2 separate regions of the Homo sapiens genome follow, and region 2 is linked to region 1. The links are chromatin contacts, found by Hi-C or POLR2A ChIA-PET in ENCODE. All regions are on one chromosome and are shown on one strand. Each heading gives the region's core, a stretch centred on a gene start or an enhancer-like site at or near the end of the contact. The rest is flanking DNA. Distances are from core to core; before and after follow the strand shown.

Region 1 (7,400 bases), core at 2,334-4,833:
ATCCCAGCATCCCCCAGGGATCCTGCCAGTGGGATCTGATCACCATAGGGGATAGGCCAGATTGGCCCGCTCACCCTATCTTCTCCCACTTTCCAGGGGTAGAGCGCCCCCCTCCTCATGCTTTCCAACCACTAGGCCCCCAAGACACTCTCCCGCCCGCCTCTCGGCCCCCATCCCGGTCTGGTCCACTCCCACCCCTCCAACCCCATGCCGGCCACTGCAGTACTCACACCGCACGCCTGGGCTCTGCCTCTGGCCCGGGTTGGGGGCGGCCGCCGCTATCTCTGGACCCTTGTCTCGAAATCCGCACGGGGTCCGAGGGTGCCCGGGGCCCTGCGCGCCGAGTGCCGGTGGCTTGCCTCTCAGCGCCTGGATGGGATCAGGTGGCAGCGTCCGCTAGGCTCGCTCCTCCCGGCTCTGCCCGCCCCCCGCCCCCCGCCCCCCATCGCACACCGGAGGAAGGCGAGGGGCGGGGCCAGGCCACGAGCAAGTAGGGGAGAGGGGAGAGAGGGGAAAGGAAGGGGGACGGGGGAGGGGGGGTGGTTCCCTGGCTTGCCCGCTGGCTGCCGTGAACAGTCTCTGGGTGGCATCTTCAGATGCAGTTGTCTTACTCTGGCAACCTTGCAGAGTTGGACACTAATGTGGCCAGCTCCCTTCTCTCACTCAGGCAGGGAAACTGAGGCCGGGAAGGTGTCTGGATACTCCTGCATTGCTGGGTATTCTGGGGCACCGCCGGTCATACGTGGGCTTCTGGGTGAGCCAGATGCTGGTACACGTGCAGGTACTCACATCCTCTGTCCTCCTCCAGTAGAGAAGCAGTGCTCCAGCCTTGTCTGGTCCCATCTCTGCCCACATGCCCCCTTCCCTTCCAGCGTGTCCCCCATACCCTCTGATGTAGCTTCTGGCTGCTCACCCATTTTTCCTCACTAGGACTCCAGACCCACTCACTCCTGACCAGAGCTATAGTGAGGCTGGGACCCCTGCCTAGGCACCTGCCACCAGGCATCAAAGAACCCAAGTTCAATCCTGGTTTGCTCTTAAATCCCAGAGTCAAGAGGCAACTCCCTAAGCCCTATTGCTTCCAGCTGTAAAATGGGAAGCTGTTCTGAGGTAGCAGAGATAATACACACGAAGGCTCCATGTGAACTTCTTAGTCCTCAGCTCCCATCACCTGGGAGCTGGGCAGCAGCACCTCCCAAAGCCATGCCAGACATCAAGAGCCCTACACTGAGTTCTGTGGCTGGCCTGCACACCTGCTTTCTATTTTGCTCTGGGCCTGGTAAAGCAAGGATCCTGGAGCTGGGTAGCCACCCAAAGGTGGGACTGGAAGGGGCTGGATACGCCCTTCTAGGCCCACATAGGAAATAGTGTGAGGGTCCTTGTTATGGTTGAGGAGGAGGAAATAGGGACTCTCAGAGTCAGAAGGACTGCTGGTGGCCCCAGTTTGGCCTCTTGGGCATGTCACCTTCTCTGCCCATCAATCTTCCGCTGTGTACAATATCGTGGGGGAGGAGGATCTTGAGACCTTGCCTCCTTCCCAGGGCTGTTATAAAATGAGACTCCAGGCCGGGTGCAGTGGCTCACGCCTGTAATCCCAGCACTTTGGGAGGCTGAGGCGGGCGGATCACGAGGTCAGGAGATCGAGACCATCCTGGCTAACGCGGTGAAACCCCGTCTCTACTAAAAAAAATACAAATAAATTAGCTGGGCGTGGTGGCGGGCGCCTGTAGTCGCAGCTACTCGGGAGGCTGAGGCAGGAGAATGGCGTGAACCCAGGAGGCGGAGCTTGCAGTGAGCGCAGATAGAGCCACTGCACTCCAGCCTGGGCAACTGAGACTCTGTCTCAAAAAAAAAAAAAAATAAATAAATAAATAAAAAATAAATAAATAAAATGAGACTCCATCAGCCTTTAGTTTATCCTGCCTCAGAGACCCCGCCCCCTTCCCTAGCACCTACACATGCCTTGGGGCCCTCAGCCTCAGATGACCTGCCCTGGGCTCTCCAGTTACAGGGAGCAGAAGAGCCTTCCTTTGGGCTAGAAAGGTTCTGCCTGAGTGGGCTGACAAGCTGGAGGGAAGGGCGCTGTTTTTCTGTCTTCGTTACTGTCCTTTCCGGGTTTGGCTTCTCCTCTGGGAGTGTGGCTGCAGGAGCCTCCCATAGTGATATTGATGGAAAGGGGAAAGGTCAAGGTTTGGGTAGGAGGAAGAGGACTTCCCACCCAGTGCTAGGATGTGAGCCAACCTTTCTCAACCCAGTCCTTTTCCCTGTCTCTCCCAAACCTCACCTTCCCCCGACCTGGTGCCCCATTCTTTTTTTTTCCCTGTTCCCAGCTTCTTCTCCACTGGGGGCAGTTGGCAAAATGGAGCTGGAGAAAAGATCTGAAGGGGATGTGTAGGGGGAAAATGAGACCATTTCACTTGAGTCTCCCCACTCCCTTTCTCAACACACATAAAAAACACACACAGGCTAGCTGTTGGTGAGAGGGCAGAGCTAGTGGCAGAGGTGGGGAGAGAAACTGAATTGATGGTGTGGGACAGGGAGAGGTGGATGCTAGGCAGGCAAGAATCCCTGCCAGTCTCTGCCTCTGTCTCCAAAGGCCAAGGGGAGTTGGGGTGGGGAGTGGGAGGCAAGGTGGGGCCCCCAGTGCAGGTGCGGCTGAGGGAAAAGGGCCTGAGTTTATTTTTGAGACTAAAAAAGACACAAATGCTTTCACCAGAAACATTGTTCCTTTTTTTCCAGTAATCATTTATTGGGCGCCTCTTGAACGCCAGGCGATGCGAGACTGAAAATGATCAAGTCCCTGCTCACATTTTTGGGATAGAGGTAGGAAGAAAGGGCAAGAAAGACTTAACAAACGGTGGAGATTCGAACGTATTATGGGAGCTCTAAGAAAGGAAAGGAAAGCGGGAGGAGGCTTAGTGGAGAAGACGACATTTGAGCCGGCCTGGAAGGTGGAAAAGGGGGCTTTAGAGTCGCCCTTCCCCCAGGTCGGCAGCTGGAGCTCAGCCCGGGCAGGCCTGCTGCTCTCCCGGCTTGGATCCCCTTTCAGCCCATTCATCCGGGCCTGGGCCGGGGGTGGGCGGGCAGACAATCAGACACTGTTTTATCCCAGGCATCGGCTCCAGCCTCCCGCTTGGCGCCCGCAACGCGGGGCCGCCGGGGAAATGAGTCTCTCGGGACTCCCTGGGAGCGTAAGCGTTCGAGGATCTGACCGGAGGGCCGGGCCGGAAAGCTTGAGAGCCTTCGCTCCCGCAGGTGAGGCGCAGAAAACACTCCCTCGGGGAAGTGCCAGCCCTCCTCGCAGCCCCGCCCTCCGGCCCGCCGCCGGCCTTCGGGGCCGTAGCGGCGCGCAGGGCCCGCAGAGACCGAGACCTGCGCACTACAACTCCCAGGAGGCCTCGCGACCAGACCGCCGAGGGGCCACTAGAGAAAGGTGCGTCTGCGGCGAATCCCGTCGCCCAGCGCACGGCAGCGGGTGTGCCTGAGTGCGCGTCGCCTCCCAACCAGAGAGGACGTGGCATACGGCGCCACCGGAAGTTCCGGCAAGTGGGCCCTGAGGCTGGCCCCAGCTTCCGGGTTGGTCGCGCGCCTTCCTGCGGCTAAGATGGCGACGGAGCATCCCGAGCCTCCCAAAGCAGAATTGCAGCTGCCGCCGCCGCCACCTCCAGGCCACTATGGCGCCTGGGCTGCCCAGGAGCTTCAGGCCAAGTTGGCAGAGATCGGAGCTCCGATCCAGGGTGAGGAACACAGGAAGTCGAGGGGCCTTTACGGGCCTGCGGAGAAGCGGAGCCTGGTTACCCGGGAGACTCGGGTGCGAGGGGCGGAGGCAGGCCGCTGGGGCCTGACCTGGCCGGGCTGGCCTGCCCCATTGATCGTGTACTTTGCCCTGCAGGTAATCGCGAGGAGCTGGTGGAGCGGCTGCAGAGCTACACCCGCCAGGTAGGTGTTGGCGGCGGGACGTCAGGATAGGCCGAGCTTCTCCAGGAGACCTTATATACCCCATCACGGCTCGGTCTTCATTCTTTCTTTATCTCGGCACAGCAAGGCGGAGGCTTGCCCTTTTTAGCTTGTTCTTGCCTTTGCCAGCTTAGTTGTAATTTCTTGTATCCATCTTGGTCCTCTTCAGTGCCCAGCCAGAGCGCTGGCAGACAGGCACTGGGTACGTTTTGTTGAATGAATTGGGAGCGAACGTCGTTTAGTGAAACAGCTAGTTTTGGACTGACCTAGAGTCCTTTCTCTTTTGCAGACTGGCATCGTGCTGAATCGGCCGGTTTTGAGAGGGGAAGATGGGGACAAAGCCGCTCCACCTCCCATGTCGGCACAGGTAGGGAGATTCTTCTGTTTTTTAAGATTCCATCTGCTGATCCTTTTGTAGTTCATGAGCATGATGATTGGGTGTTCACGTGCATGTGTGAGATGTGACACCCTTGCACATTACTCGCCTGACCTGAGTGGGGAAAAAAAAAGATTCCATATGTTCAGGGTAGCCCTTCCTCTCACTTGCAGTTGTTGGGCAGGGAGGTACTGCCATGACAGAATTGTGAGCTCTTCAGTTCTCTCTTTGATGCTGACACTTGCCTCCTTTTCCACTGTCTGCTTCTCCAAAAGCAGCTTGTGGCCGGGTGCAGTGGCGCATGCCTGTAATCCCACCACTTCGGGATGCTTAGATGGGACGATCGCTTGAAGCCAGGAGTTCGAGACCAGCCTGGGCAACATAGTGAGACTCTGTTACTACAAAAAATTTTAAAAATTAGCTGGGCACGGTGGCACGCGCCTATAAAGTCCCTATAAAGAGGCTCAAGGATTGCTGGAGCCCTGGGGTTGGAGGCTGCAGTGAGCTCTGGTTGCGCCACTGTACTCCATGTACTCCATCCTGGGTGACAGAATGAGACTTTGCTTCTTTAAAAAAAAAAGGGGGGAGGTGATGGGGGAGGGGCTGGGAGAGTGTCAGAAAAAATAGCTAATGCATGCCAGGCTTAATACTTAGGCAGTGGGTTGATAGGTGCAGCAAACCACCATAGCACACATTTACCTATGTAACAAACCTGCGCATACTGCACATGTACCCGAAAACTTACAATAAAATAAAATTAAACCAAAAAATAGGAAAAAAAAAAAAGAGGCAGGGCGTGGTGGCTCATGTCTGTAATCCCAGCACTTTGAGAGGCCAAGGCAGGTGGATCGCCTGCGGTCAGGAGTTTGAAACTAGCCTGGCCAACATGGCGAAACTCTCTCTACTAAAAATACAAAAATTAGCTGGGCGTGGTAGCACATGTCTGTAATCCCAGCTACTTGGGAGGCTGAGGCAGGAGAATCACTTGAACCCTGGAGGTGGACGGTGCAGTGAGCCAAGATCAAGCCCCTGCACTCCAGCCTGGGCAATAGAGCGAGACTGTCTCAAAAAAAAAAAAAAGAGGCAGGGCATGGTGGCTCATGCCTGTAATCCCAGCACTTTGGGAGGCTGAGGTGGGCGATCACTTGAGGTCACGAGTTCAAGACCAACCTGGCCAACATGGTGAAACCTTGTCTCTACTAAAAATATAAAAATTAGCCGGGCATGGTGGCAGGTGCCTGTAATCCCAGCTACTTGGGAGGCTGAGGCACGAGAATTGCTTGAACCTGGAAAGCGGAGGTTGCAGTGAGCTGAGATTGCGCCATTGCACTCCAGCCTGGGTGACAGAGCGAGACTCTTGTCTCAAAAAAAAAAAAAAAATACAGCTTGAATACAAGGAAGACTGACTTGTCCTTACCCAGCTGGAAGCAATCACCCTTTTCTTTGCCTGCCCCAGGCACAGTTCCCATGTTCTTTTGTGTGACATCGAGGGCTCCCTGATTTGATTTCACACCCCTTGCGTTTAGTAGTCATTGGGGTTTGCATTGCCCAGATACAGTGGTTCCTGTTTATGTAAGTCCTCTCAATTTCCATGTTCCTTCTGATCCAGGATTTGCCTCATTTTCTCTAAAGCAGTGGCTCTGACCTGGCATCTACTGATCTCTGTGTGTAGGATGAGGAGTCCCTAGATGGCCTCAGAGGCGTCTTTGAGTCTCCTAGAATTGTATGCAGAATCTATATTCAGGATATCTTTTTGGAGAGAGTGGATAGCTTCCTTTGGTTGGTGCCAGAAGTTAACATTCTCATATCTTTATAGAGCTGTGGAGCATTCTCTCTTATGGAGTGGTAACTATGTATCATTTGACTTAGAATTCCAGCTCCTGACTCAAAGTAGATCCCCCAGATATTTGCAGAATGAGTAGATAAATGCTTCCTAGTTTTATGATCATATTTTCTCCACAGCTCCCTGGAATTCCCATGCCACCACCACCTTTGGGACTCCCCCCTCTGCAGCCTCCTCCGCCACCCCCACCACCTCCACCAGGCCTTGGCCTTGGCTTTCCTATGGCCCACCCACCAAATTTGGGGCCCCCGCCTCCTCTCCGTGTGGGTGAGCCAGTGGCACTGTCAGAGGAGGAGCGGCTGAAGTTGGCTCAGCAGCAGGCGGCATTGCTGATGCAGCAGGAGGAGCGTGCCAAGCAGGTAGGGCAGGTGGCAGCCCTGGCCTTGGACTCATTAGGTCCCTGAAGGGGCAGTGGAGCCTTAGAGAAAGCTGGGTCCTAGAACTAAGGCTTCTGGGAAGGTCGGGACTAAAGATTGGAACATGGGCCCTTGACTGGAAGAGGATCTCAAGAAGCAAGAGTTGTGGCAGATTGGCGTGTTGGGTATTGGTGCTGGTATGAACTTGTTTTCTTTTTTAAGCAGGGAGATCATTCGCTGAAGGAACATGAGCTCTTGGAGCAGCAGAAGCGGGTAATACCCCTCCCCCTAACCTTTGACCTCGTGGTCCAGTCAGTTGGCTGTCATTTATAGTGCTTAGAGTGCACCATTCAAGTTTTCCCTGGAGGCTACTTTGTTCTCAACTAAGTTCTAGTATCTTCCAAAGCTTTCAATTTTTCTTGAAGTTCAGGAATTGACAAACTATGACCTGTGGCCTGCATGTGTATGGCCTATGAGCTAAAAATAACTTTAAAATTTTTTAAGGGTTATAAGAAAACCCAAACCAAAAATATGTACCAGAGTCTGTACAGCAACCCATAAAGCCTAAAATATTTACCTTCTGACCTATTATAAAAAGAGCCTGCTGACCTCTGCTCGCCTTACATGACATCATTCTAGATAGGACTCTGGGTAATTGAGTTATTTGTATTGGATTTAGACAGAATAGGACTGTAAGTCTGGGAATGTTATATAAGATGTTTGGCCCCAGAGGTGCATTGCATCAGTCATTACCCAGTGGGTTACTCAGGAGTATTAAAAAGTAAGTGTTAAAAAGCAACAAGTATGAGCTGGGTGCCGTGGCTCACACCTGTAATCCTAGCACTTTGGGAGGCTGAGGTGGGTGGAT
Region 2 (7,066 bases), core at 91-2,590, 110 kb before region 1:
AGTCTTTAAAAAATGGCCCAAGCTGGCCGGGCTCGGTGGCTTACGCCTGTAATCCCAGCACTTTGGGAGGCAGAGGCGGGTGGATCATGAGGTCAGGAGATCGAGACCATCCTGGCTAACACAGTGAAACCCCGCCTCTACTAAAAATACAAAAAATTAGCCGGGCATGGTGGCGGGCGCCTGTAGTCCCAGCTACTCGGGAGGCTGAGGCAGGAGAATGGCGTCAACCCAGGAGGCGGAGCTTGCAGTGAGCCGAGATTGCGCCACTGCACTCCAGCCTGGACGACAGAACAAGAGACTCCATCTCAAAAAAAAAAAAAATGGCCCAGGCTGCTGGGTTGGGAATTGACCATGAAGAAGCAGAAAGTCTATGTAGAAGACAACGGATGTTGAGAATGCTCCAAATAGCTGGTGGTAAGCGTTCAGATTCTGAATGCACTTTGAAATCAGGAACAACTGTTGGATAGGACATAGCATTTCAGAGAGAGAAAAGCCTAGGCTTTTGGTTCGAGAAACTAGAAGGATAGCATAGTCACTAGGCCAAGATGGAGAGGGCTGTGGGGAGGGTCAGGGAGTCAGTTTCAGAGTTGTTGAATGTGAGATGCCTGTTAGACACCTAGATGGAGCAGTGGACTGGGTCATTCGAGTTTGGGAGGCAGGACTCACCTTCTGAGCTTGAGGGAGATGTCTGGACTACAGATAAAAGTGGGGTTCATTGTCTGATAGATTTTATTTAAAATGAGCCTGTCATGCCTGTAATCCCAGCACTTTGGGAGTCTGAAGCAGGAAGATCTCTTGAGCCCAGGGGTTCAAGACCAGCCTGTGCAACATGGCTAGACGTTGTCTCTACAAAAAATACAAAAAATCAGCTGGGCATGGTGGTGCACACCTTTAGTTCCAGCTGCTCAGGAGGCTGAGGCGGGAGTGTCACTTGAGCCCAGGAGGTCGAGGCTGCAGTGAGCCATGATCACGCAACTGCACTCCAGTCAGTCTAGGTGACAGAGTGAGACCTTGTCTCAAAAAAAAAAAAAAACAACCAAAAACCCAAAAACACAAAACCATGGTCCTGGTGAGTCCAGTAAAAGAGGAGCTGTGGCCGGGCGTGGTGGCTCATGCCTGTAATCTCAGCACTTTGGAGGCCGAGGCGGGCGGATCACGAGGTTAGGAGTTCGAGACCAGCCTGGCCAACATAGCGAAACCCCGTCTCTACTAAAAATACAAAAATTAGCCAGGCATGGTGGTTTGCGCCTGTAGTCCCAGCTACTTCGGAGGTTGAGGCAGGAGAATCACTTGAACCTGGGAGGCGGAAGTTGTGGTGAGTCAAGATCTCACCACTGCACTCCAGCCTGGGCAACAGAGTAGCTGTGGACAAAGAAGACAGACGGGGCAGCTGTCCCTCTCCTGCAAGAGGAGGAGGAACTGGCAGAGGAGCTGGGGAAGAGCTGGCCACTGACCTCATGTTAGTGGGAGGGAAGGCATCGGTGATTTTGGCAGGTGCAGGCTCACAGGGTGGTGGGGGTGACAGCCTGCCTGGAGTGGGTTCAAGAAAGAAAGGCAAGGGGGAAATTGACCTTGCCCAGTGAAAACTCTTTCAGAAGGCTTTGCTGCAAAGGGAACACAGAAATGGGGCAGTGTTGAAGAAGGGGAAGTGAGTCAAGAAAGAAGGAACAGTAGTGCTGATGGAAATGATGCCAGAGAGATGAGACATTGCTGATGCAGGAGAGAGTGGGAGGACGGCCGGAGCCACATCGCTGAGCAGGCAATCAGCAAATGAATGAATGTGTGTGAAGCGGTGATAAGAGAAGCAGAGCAAATGGTGGTGCCTATTAGGGACTTAGGGGATCTGGGCAGGGAGGGCTTCTTTGGCAGGTGTCATTTTAGCAGAAACCTAGAGGTCCTGAAGGAGTAAGCCATGTGGATTCTGGGGAGAGAGCATTTCAGGAAGAAGAAACAGTCGGTGCAAAGGGCCTTAGGGCAGACTGGCTGGCGTACCGAAGGGAGAGTGTGGTTGGATCGGAGTGAGAAGGGATCATGGTGGCACTTGTGAGCAAACACCTGTGAAACATGCAGGACCTAGTGGGCCAGTAAGGACTTTGCCTTTTACTCAGCGAGACCCAGGACCCATCACAGGCGTGATGGACTCTGTTTTTTTTTTTTTGTTTTTTTTTTTTAGTTAAGGTCTTGCTCTGTTACCCAGGCTGGAGTGCAGTGGTGCAATCAGGGCTCATTCTGCCTCCTGGGCTCAAGTGGTCCTCCTACCTTAACTTCTCTAGTAGCTGAGATCACAGGCATACTCCACCACACCTGGCTAATTTTAGTATTATTTTTTGTAGAGAAGGGGTTTGCCATGTTGCTCAGGCTGGCCTCGAACTCCTGGCCTCAAGCCATCCGCCTGCCTCAGCCTCCTAAAGTGCTGGGATTACAGGTGTGAGCCACTGCGTCCAGCTGGGCTCTATTCTTCACAGAATCACACTGGTTGCTGAGTAGAGAATGGTATCAGGACAAAAGCAAAAACCGGGAGGTTGGGTGTGGTGGCTCACGCCCATAATCCCAGCACTTTGGGAGGCTGAGGCAGGTGGATGGCTTGAGGCCAGGAGTTCGAGGCCAGCCTGGGAAATATAGTGAGCTCCCATGTCAATAAAAAATAAATAAATAAGCAAAAGCCGGAGATTAAGCGTTACTGAAATGATCCAGAAGAGAGAGGGTGTTGGTTTGGAGAAGTGCTGGATTCTGCATGTATTTCAAAGGTGGAGCTGGTAGGGTTTGCTAAGGCATTAGGGGCAGAATGTGAGTCAAACGAAAGAGTCAAGGATCATGCCAGGGCGTTGACCTGAGCAACAGGAATCTCAGACATGCCCCTGACTGGGATGAGGCAGGCCAGTAGTCTGACCTTCAGCATGTCAAGTTGAAATGCTTATTTATCCAAGTGGGGATGTCAGATGGGCCACTGGATATTTAAGTATGGGAGAGGTCAGGCTGAGATACGTAAACCTGGGGACGGGTGGAAAACAGCAGGTGCTGGCCTGGCGCAGTGGCTCATGCCTGTAATCCCAATGCTTTGGGAGGCCGAGGCAGGCCAGGAGTTCAAGACCAGCCTGGACAACATGGCAAAACCCCATCTCTACCAAAAAATATAAAAATTAGCCGGGCATAGTGGCGCGTACCTGTAGTCCCAGCTACTCGGGTGGCTGAGGTGGGAGGATCACTTGAGCCTGGGAGGTTGAGGCTGCAGTGAGCTGTAATGGCACTACTGCACTCCAGCCGGGGTGACAGAGTGAGACTCTGTCTCAGAAAGCAAGCAGCAGGTGGCTTTTAAGGCCATCAGACTGGATGAGCTCACTTAGGGAGGGAGTGTGGTAAAGGAAAGAGGTCTGTATGCACCTCATGAGAATATCAACCTGAGAAACCCAGACCTGCCCTCTGCCAAGGAAGAAAGTGGCCCAGAGTTCTGGACTGTCCAGGAAATCACCTGGGGTTGAGGTCTGGAAGGGGCTCCGTTTCTGAAAGTGAAGCTGCCTACATGTGCCTTCCACTGGGCCCCAGGTGTGGGAGAAGGATGGCAGCCCCCTAGAAAGAAAAGAGTTTGCATATTTTGGGTGGCAAAAGAGCTTCACCCGGAGCAGCACTATTTAGGATATTTACATTGGATGTGCTCATTGTGAGGTGCCACTGGGATGGAGTCTGAGAGCAGAAGAGGAGCCACAGGGCCACAGTCTGAGAAAAATCCTGCCTCTATGGCATCTTCCAGGATAGTCTGCTTCCCTGGGGCCACATCATTGATTAATTAATAACAGCAACACGGCCCGGTGCAGTGGCTCACACCTGTAATCCCAGCACTTTGGGAGGCCAAGGTGGGTGGATCACTTGAGGTCAGGAGTTCAAGACCAGCCTGGCCAACATGGTGAAACCCTCTCTCTACTAAAAATACAAAAAATTAGCCGGGCATGGTGGCACATGCCTGTAATCCTAGTTACCCGGGAGGCTGAGGTGGGAGAATCGCTTGAACCCAGGAGGCAGAGGTTGCAGTGAGCCGAGATCACATCACTGCACTCCAGCCTGGGCAACAGAGCAAGACTCCATCACAAAAAGAAAAAAAAAAGATAATAAGAATAACAGCAATGCTAACATAGCAGTTCCCATGAGCCATGAGGATGTTCTGTTTGTATCTGCATAGTGATTTAATCCTTACCACTACCCTGGGAGTAGATCCGATTATAACCATCCCCTCCCCATTGCCTATGAGAAAACAGGCACCGAGAGGGTACGGGACAAGTGGAGGAGCTGGGATTTGCACCCAAGCGCTTCCTCTATGCTCTTAGCCATGATGCTCTGCTGCCTCAAAAGAACGGCCAGCTAGTGTTAGTAATAATAACATTTACCGATGTCATCGTTTGGGGTTTCATGTAGTCCTTGCAACAAACCTATGAGCTGGGCCCGTGATTCCAGTTTTGCAGAGTGGGGAGTTGGTCACAGAGCTAGTGAGACCAGGCCTCCAGCCCAGTTGGTCCGTCTCCAGGGCCTCAGCTCAGCACCACATCCCTGTACTGCAAGCCTCAGTGGTCAGCACCAGGCGTCCCATGGGGACTTAAGATTCCAAGGCTTTTGAGCACTGCTAGAAGTTTGGGGTAAGATCTTTTACTTTTTTTATATTAAAAAAATATATTTTTTTGAGATGGAGTCTCACTCTTTCGCCCAGGCTGGAGTACACTGGTGTGGCCTCGGCTCACTGCAACCTCCACCTCCCGGGTTCAAGAGAACCCGGAGAGGGAGAGCCTCAGCCTCCCGAGTAGCTGGGATTACAGGTGCCCACCACCATGCCCGGCTAATTTTTGTATTTTTAGTAGAGATAGAGTTTCAATCCAGGTGGGAGATGGGGTTTCACCATGTTGGCCAGGCTGGTCTCCAACTCCTGACCTCAGGCAATCCGCCCACCTCGGCCTCCCAAAGTGCTGGAATTACAGCCACTGCCCGGCCTGGGGTAAGCTTTCAATGTTGTAACTCCCTCCAGAACCTCATGGCCTATGAAGATGGCCAGGTGGGCCTGGGCCCAGGCTCTGAATGGCCTGCTGCCTCTCTCCTGGACACAGCATTCAACTTCCTGGCTGGGGCTGGGAGTGCAAAGATTTGTTTATTTGTTTCTTTTTTATTGAGACAGAGTCTCACTCTGTCGCCCTGGCTGGAGTGCAGTGGTGCAATCTGGGGTCGATGCAGCCTCTGCCTCCCGGGTTCAAGTGATTCTCGTGCCTCAGCCTGAGTAGCTGGGATTACAGGCATGCGCCACCAGGCCTGGCTAATCTTTTTTGCATTTTTGGTAGAGATGGGGTTTTGCCATTTTGGCCAGGCTGGTCTTGAACTCTTGACCTCCAGTGATCCACCTGCCTCAGCCCCCCAAAGTGCTGGGATTACAGGTGTGAGCCACCACTCCCAGCCTGGGAGTGCAAGGATTTAAATAAAATCTTGTGAAAGTTCAGTTTGGCTCCTTCAGGGACTCGGCCAGGCCGGGGGGCAGCACAGGAGACAGGCTGACTCCCCTGTACAGATGGATGGGGAAACACAGGCAGAGTAGGGACAGGGGACTTACACCAGGTCACACGGGGAGCCTGTGGATGAGGCAGAGGCAGGACTTGGGCCTGGGTCTCTGCGCTAAATGACTCCTGGGCATCCTGCTGAACTCTCTCCCAGAAGGAGATTGGCCTCACATACCCCACTGACCCCTTCCTAGCATGCTTTTTGCCAGACCCATTGAGACTGGCTGAGGACTGGTTGCCATAGAGATGGCCTGTTAGGCAGTTCTACGGTGCGGATGGGGGATGGGGCAGGATGGGGCAGGACACCGATATGCTAAATACCTACCAACAGTTGGTTAGGACCCCGTCGGTGCGACCAGGGCAGGACGTGCGGCTCCAGGCTCCAGGAACCAGAACGGGGCTGCTCAAGCTGCTGTCGACCGTCTCTCAGGACAAGCAGGTGAGGGAGGCCCAGTGAGGACACTTCCAGCTGCCTAGAGCCAGGTGGGTCAGGGAGGCCTGGGCTGGGGAGGCCCTTGAGAAGCCACAAGACCTGAGCTGAGGTCCAGATGAAACTCAGGGAGGCAGGAGTGGGACAGGGACCACAGGGAGGCCTAAGGGCCTTGGGAGAAGCCGAGGGATGACGCCCAGGAGTGACTCCCAGGGATGATGGGGCCATTCAGGGAACACTGCGGAAGGAGCAGGTTTCAGGAAAGATGAAGACCACCTTGATGAAGACCACCTTGGTTTCTGCCTTGGCTGTAGCAGGTCCAGGGCCCAGTGGGACATTTGGGAGTGCAGTCCAGGGCCCAGAGGTGGCCTAGCGCAATGGTGACAAATCTGGGCTCCACCACTTCCCAGCTGTGTGACCTCAGTTACTCAGCCTCTCTGAGCCTCAGCTTTCTCCTCCACATGATGGAGGTGATAGTGAGTACCGGCCTCCTAGGGTCCTTGGGAAGGTTACGTGTGTTTATGCATGAAAGTCCTGAGCACACAATAGGTGCTCAGCAGGTGGCAGCTGTTGCTATTTTAATATGCAGAACGGAGGTGGTGCTCGGTCGGGTTTTTTTGTTTGTTTGTTTTTTTGAGATGGAGTTTCACTCTTGTTGCCCAGGCTGGAGTGCAATGACACAATCTCGGCTCACTGCAGCCTCCAACTCCTAGGTTCAAGCGATTGTCCTGCCTCAGCCTCCCAAGTAGCTAGGATTACAGGCGCAGGCCACCACACTCGGCTAATTTTTTTTGTATTTTTAGTACAGATGGGGTTTCGCCATGTTGGCCAGGCTGGTCTCGAACTCCTGGCCTCAGGTGATCCGCCCCCCTTGGCCTCCCAAAGTGCTGGGGTTACAGGTGTGAGCACCACATCCAGCCCTGTTTGGTTGGTTTTTATGGTAACGAGGGCCCAGAGGGACCCAGCCAGGCCCAGCCAGGTGCACAGAGGGAGCACCCGGGTGAGGTGCAACACAGTCCAGGAGGCTGCTCAAGCTGGCTGCTCCTCCCCTACTGTCTCTGCCCAGGGCTGCCTGGGGAGTGGTGATGGTGTGCCAAATCAAGACCTG

What was found. Hi-C counts contacts between places; a loop is a spot of excess contacts on that map. ChIA-PET counts read pairs that join two places held with the same protein, here RNA polymerase II (POLR2A). Pooled maps may share reads with other maps.
Region 2: a loop to region 1 is called in a pooled map, with 2.1 times the contacts of the local background. The contact joins the enhancer-like site here to the promoter of SF3B2 in region 1. A Hi-C loop is called at or near these places in 1 of 37 single-sample maps with no recorded cell type and 3 of 50 pooled maps. POLR2A ChIA-PET finds 5 or more read pairs at or near these places in 2 of 52 experiments (HepG2 and PC-9).

Annotation. Positions count from the first base shown.
Region 1 is chr11:66,048,781-66,056,180 of GRCh38, forward strand. SF3B2 (splicing factor 3b subunit 2) reads left to right here and starts at 3,584. Exons shown (of 22, transcript NM_006842.3): 1 at 3,584-3,737; 2 at 3,893-3,939; 3 at 4,247-4,324; 4 at 6,296-6,535; 5 at 6,755-6,805. The coding sequence starts at 3,605. SNORD13F (small nucleolar RNA, C/D box 13F) reads left to right here and starts at 4,364; the gene lies at 4,364-4,448. GAL3ST3 (galactose-3-O-sulfotransferase 3) reads right to left here and starts at 381. Exons shown (of 3, transcript NM_033036.3): 1 at 231-381. RefSeq lists enhancers at 2,582-3,133, 2,952-3,001, 3,622-3,791 and a silencer at 3,202-3,411.
Region 2 is chr11:65,939,856-65,946,921 of GRCh38, forward strand. It overlaps LOC105369350 (a long non-coding RNA gene), which reads right to left and starts at 5,669. Exons shown (of 3, transcript XR_950212.3): 1 at 5,582-5,669. It overlaps TSGA10IP (testis specific 10 interacting protein), which reads left to right and starts at 5,625. Exons shown (of 8, transcript NM_152762.3): 1 at 5,625-5,967; 2 at 7,025-7,066. The coding sequence starts at 5,821. RefSeq lists an enhancer at 1,163-1,662 and a silencer at 1,633-1,856. Within about 2 kb of position 1,341, at least 4 of the 41 ENCODE cell types and tissues checked have a DNase peak (open chromatin) inside an H3K27ac peak, as active enhancers do.